2 separate regions of the Homo sapiens genome follow, and region 2 is linked to region 1. The links are chromatin contacts, found by Hi-C or POLR2A ChIA-PET in ENCODE. All regions are on one chromosome and are shown on one strand. The core of a region is the stretch at or near the end of the contact, and the rest is flanking DNA. Distances in the headings are between cores, read along the strand shown.

Region 1 (2,581 bases), core at 51-2,550:
CCAGGGGGCAGAGTCAGGGCCAAGCACTGGGGTGCCTCCTCTCACCTGGCCAGACTCTGACCCACCTACCTCAGCTGGGGTGAGGGGCACCCCTCAAACTCAGTCATGTGGTTCCAAACTACCCCATTCCCCACTCCAGACTCTGACCCAGCCTCAGTCCTAACTCCTGGGGCTGGGCTGAGGGGAACAAGCATTTGCTGAAACTTGAAAAAACAAAGCAAATCAAAAACAGGAAAAAATTGTACCTGGTACTTTTTTTTAGAAAAAAAGATTAAAAAAGAAAGAATAAATTCTTGTTTGGAAACTTGAACTAAGCTCTACTTTTGTTGTTGTTGTTGTTGTTGGGGAGAGGGTGTGAAGGGGGATGGAGGGCCTTCCTGGAGCTGGGACTCAGCCCTTTCTACCAGAGAGGCAACAGGCCTGGGCCCATGAGGTCTTAGGCTAGTCCCTGCTGATTCCTGGGGCCTGGTTTTTCTCCTTTCGGAGGGGTTGGTGGGTAAAGTTCAGCCGTAGAAGCTGAACTCTGAATTGTAGATCAGGATTCTAATACTGGTTCTATTAATGACTTTAGCCCCTCAGAACTTCAGTGCCCTCATATGTAAAATGGAGGTGACTACGGAGGTCTCTTGACTACCAGAGCATTAGGGATGTGGGCAAGGTGACATGCTCCAGACAAGGTTGAACGTTGAGGCTGTTTGCTGGACTGTATTTAAGACCGGGCATAACAAACCTTGCTTGGGAAGACAGGGAAGGAGCTGCAGTGTCTTTGAGGAAAGAGGGGAGGGGAAAATCTCGGCCCAATCGCCAGGCAATATTAGGCCCAGTTTCCATGGCAACGGGATTGGGGTCAGTCCCCAGTGGGAGTCCTGGGCACAACACAGCGGGACTACCAGAGAATATCACTATGGCAACCATGGCAACGAGTCAGCTCCAATCCACTAGTCGCTATGGTGACAGATGGGGGCGATACTACGCTCTGGTGGGCAAACTGAGTCTCGGGTGAGGACGAATAATTCAGTGCGTGGTGTCTGAGTGATAATGCCCGCGAAAAATAGCCTCCATTTTGGCCATCAGGCCGGGGATCTTCGGCGTGAACAGCTAAACCCAGAACAACCACAGCCTTCGCCCTTCTCTAGAAGGTCTGCGTTTCCCAGGGAACAACTTGACGCGCCGTTCGACCAAGTAACGCTGATTGGGTGAGTGTTGAAGCGGGGGAGGGAGCTGCCGGAAGTACATCCGGGGGAGCGGAACTGCAAGAGGAAAGGCTCGGGTAGGCTTCTGGGAGCGACCGCTCCGCTCGTCTCGTTGGTTCCGGAGGTCGCTGCGGCGGTGGGAAATGCTGGCGCGCGCGGCGCGGGGCACTGGGGCCCTTTTGCTGAGGGTGAGAGCGAGGCAACCTTTCCAGAGGGTCAGGACAGAGATTACCTGGGTTCTCCGCTGGAAAAGAGCGAAATTCCAACTTTTGGAGAGGACTGGGGTCAGAGGTCATGGTCCCCATGTGATTCTCCGAGGATCCTGAGGGTCGTGGTTTATGGAGATGCCTTCAGGACCGAGGGGCGGCGTGTCTGGCCAGATGGGATCTCTGCTCACCCTCTTCTTTCCTTCAGGGCTCTCTACTGGCTTCTGGCCGCGCTCCGCGCCGCGCCTCCTCTGGATTGCCCCGAAACACCGTGGTACTGTTCGTGCCGCAGCAGGAGGCCTGGGTGGTGGAGCGAATGGGCCGATTCCACCGGATCCTGGAGCCTGTGAGAAACCTCTTCTGCCCACCCTGGGCCAGCCAGATGACCAATCCCTCACGACATGCAATGTCGGGAGGACTTCCTTTGGGCCTGCCCGCACTGTTAGCTCCCGACTCTGTAGGCCAGACCTGACAGGGCCCAGGCTGCTGACCATCATCCCCATGTTACCACCTTTTCCTATGCATCTCACAGGCCCCATTCTTGGGAATCTCCCCTGCCCACTCTCAGCCCTACCTCTCAGTCTGCATAGAGATGGCTATTCTGCTGGCTCCGATTCTCATGACTCTCCCCTCCATTCAGGGGCCTAGTCTTGCATTCCTGTTCTCTTGGGTTTTCTTACCAGTGACACCTCAGCCTTCTGAGGACTTATTTCTTGGTAGGAGCTGCTGCTTTTCTGGGCATGTTCCATGTGTTGACTCCCTACATACTCCAGGACTAGCTTAGGTCCCAACCCAATAGTTCCCAGCCTTCTGAGGACCCATGACTCCTCTTTCCAGGGTTTGAACATCCTCATCCCTGTGTTAGACCGGATCCGATATGTGCAGAGTCTCAAGGAAATTGTCATCAACGTGCCTGAGCAGTCGGCTGTGACTCTCGGTGAGGGGTTCAGGGTGACATGGGTGCTCTGAGGCTATTAGGATGTGGTTGCTGTAGATCCAGAGCTTAGTAGAAAGAACTGGTTGGGACCTAGAGGCCTGACTTTCCCCGTTTTCTCTCCTGGTTCTACAGACAATGTAACTCTGCAAATCGATGGAGTCCTTTACCTGCGCATCATGGACCCTTACAAGGTACCTGTCCCCTACTTTATCCAGCCTTTTGAGTTGCCCTCTTCACTAAAATCT
Region 2 (2,581 bases), core at 44-2,543, 1.6 Mb after region 1:
ACTCACTCTCTCTCAAAAAAAAAAAAAAAAAAAAAAAAAAAAAATATATATATATATATATATATATATATATATATATATATTATATGGTAATAGTTGAATTTAGATGATCCTGCATTAGGAAATAAAATGAAACATATAACGGTTATTACTGGAATAACTGACAAAATTTAAAGATGGAATTTGTATACTAGTATTGAATCACGATTAAATTTCCTTAATTTCATAATCGGGCTGTGCTTACATAAGAGGTAGTCCTTGATCTTAGTAGATACATACCTAAGTATTTAGGGAGATGTGTGATTGGTTTTCAAATGGTTTTGCAAAATAATATGTAAATACATAGGTAAAGATAAACTTGGCAAAATAGTAACACTAAGTGAATCTAGGTGAAGAGTATATGCGCATTCATTATATTATTCTTGCAACATTTGTTTTAAATTTTTAATAGTTTAAAAATAGGCCGGGAGCAGTGGCTCAGGCCTGTAATCCCAGCATTTCGGGAGGCCAAGGTGGGCGGGTCACTGGCAGTCAGGAGTTTGAGACCAGCCTAGGCAACATGAGGAAACCCCATCTCTAGTGAAAATACAAAAATTAGACGGGTGTGATGGTACCTGCCTGTAATCCCAGCTCCTCAGGAGGCTGAGGCACGAGAATCGCTTGAGCCTGGGAGAGGGAGGATGCAGGGAGCTGAGATCGTGCCACTGCACTCCAGCCTGGGCGACAGAGCAAGACTACTCCAAAAATAAATAAATAAATAAATAAATAAATAAATAAATAAATAAATAAAAATAACTAAATTACTTGAAATTGTAATAAGCTAAGTAATAAGTAAAAACTGGAGAAAAGTCATAACAATAATTCGGGAACAAGATGATGTGACGGGCTAAACCTGGCAGTGAAGACACAGAAAAATGAATAAATTCAAGGTATGTTTTGGAGGTAGAACTGACAAGATTTGTTAACTGATAAGGTGTAGCAAATAAAGAAAAAGGGAGGAATAACTGCTGTAAACAAACCTGACCAAAAGGAACAAACTAGCTCCGCCCTTCCCGATTGCAGCCACGCGAAGGAAGTGAGGAAAAGAAAGCAAAGGCCTAGCTACGGGCAGGCTTCCGTTCTAGCGTCGCGAAGAGGCCGTAAAGCACAGAAACCCGTTTGTCCCCTCCCCTAATGGGCGGGCCTTGAGACTGCCCGGCCAATGGCAAGCGAGTAATCGACTGATAATCCAATAGCTCTGGAGTGGGTGGAGTCCTGAGGAATTGGGGTGGGCTGGACTTGGGCCTGGAGTTAGGCATTTCCGCCCACGTGGGAAGCTATGAGGTATAGACCCGGCTAGAATCTGAAGTGCGGGAGAGTGCTGGACCCTGAGTGATGGGGCCGGCGCCAGCTGGAGAGCAGCTTCGCGGAGCGACTGGAGAGCCAGAGGTGGGTTGAGCCATCGGGGAGGAACAGAGGCTCAATGTGCGCTCCCTTGGCTGCAGGGCCCGAGATGGCGTGATCTGACAGCTTGCGGGTGAAAGCCATGCCGGCGGCCCATTCTGGAGGATGTTTCCAGCCAGTGGCACTGAGACAGGGCTTGCTAGGGGTGATGGAACCTGGCAGTATTTGGTTAGAAGCAGTGAAGCCGGTAGAGCCTCTGCTCTCTTCTGGAGCTCTGCACCTCAAAGTTGAAGAGACCCACACTTGGGTCGTTTCTTTTATTTGGTGGTCCTTGACGATAAGCGGGATCTTCCTCCACAGAATTTGTGTCCAGTTCTGTGCTCCCCGCTGTAGCGGAGGGCATACGGTGCCTCTCCTGGAGCGCTCCAGTAAGGCTCTCTGGGATGAGAGGCATCGTGGAGCGGATGGGCCCACGGCTGTAGGGGAAAAGGTTTGGGATCCTGCACGCTTGCCTTTGAAGCCTGCTCATAGTACGGGTGTACCAGTTGTGGAACCTCGAGTGAATAGTGGGACTTCAAGTGTCTTCAAGAATTATTTTGAGGATTTAATGACTTGCTAAATGTGTCCTCTGGGGTCCAGTCGGTTCTAGCTCCTTCCATCAGTGAGTATTTAGTGTAAACTGAGGCAGTCAGGTCTTCCTAGAGGAGGTGGAACCTGGCAGGATTTGGTTGGAGCGAGAATGGGAAAGACATTTGAGAAGTCCCAGGCCTATATCAGCAGAAGAGGAAACTTCCTGAAAATACAAGGGGCCTGGGCATTACTTAGGGCAGGGCTCAGTCAGCTTCTTTTTTTTTTTTTTTTTTTTGACAGTCTTGCTCTGTTGCCCAGGCTAGAATGCAATGGCACGATCTCGGCTCACTTCAGCCTCTGCCTCCTGGGTTCAAGTGATTTTCCTGCCTCAGTCTCCCGCGTAGCTGAGATTACAGGCATGTGCCACCACACCTGGCTAATTTTTGTATTTTTAATAGAGACGGAGTTTCCCCATGTTGGCCAGGCTGATTTCGAACTCCTGACTTCAGCTGATCCGCCCAGCTCCACCTCCCAAACTGCTGGGATTACAGGCGTCAGCCACCGTGTCCAGCCTGGGCCCAGTCAGCTTCTATCACTACCAATTCCAAACAGAGCTCCATGCTTGTGG

Evidence for each region. A loop is a pair of places that touch in the nucleus more often than their neighbours do. ChIA-PET counts read pairs that join two places held with the same protein, here RNA polymerase II (POLR2A). Pooled maps may share reads with other maps.
Region 2: a loop to region 1 is called in a pooled map, with 10 times the contacts of the local background. The contact joins the promoter of NOL6 here to the promoter of STOML2 in region 1. A Hi-C loop is called at or near these places in 1 of 168 maps with a recorded cell type or tissue (naive thymus-derived CD4-positive, alpha-beta T cell), 1 of 37 single-sample maps with no recorded cell type and 7 of 50 pooled maps. POLR2A ChIA-PET finds 5 or more read pairs at or near these places in 1 of 52 experiments (activated CD4-positive, alpha-beta T cell).

Annotation. Positions count from the first base shown.
Region 1 is chr9:35,101,850-35,104,430 of GRCh38, reverse strand. STOML2 (stomatin like 2) reads left to right here and starts at 1,300. Exons shown (of 10, transcript NM_013442.3): 1 at 1,300-1,381; 2 at 1,608-1,745; 3 at 2,237-2,336; 4 at 2,469-2,527. The coding sequence starts at 1,337. It overlaps ATOSB (atos homolog B), which reads left to right. Exons shown (of 9, transcript NM_025182.4): 9 at 1-314. It also overlaps a transcript of PIGO-AS1 not described here. RefSeq lists enhancers at 1,033-1,082, 1,203-1,252, 1,263-1,532, 1,663-1,922.
Region 2 is chr9:33,472,636-33,475,216 of GRCh38, reverse strand. It overlaps NOL6 (nucleolar protein 6), which reads left to right and starts at 1,293. Exons shown (of 26, transcript NM_022917.5): 1 at 1,293-1,428. The coding sequence starts at 1,375. It overlaps LOC107987061 (a long non-coding RNA gene), which reads right to left and starts at 1,077. Exons shown (of 3, transcript XR_001746648.3): 1 at 1,020-1,077. RefSeq lists an enhancer at 1,342-1,681.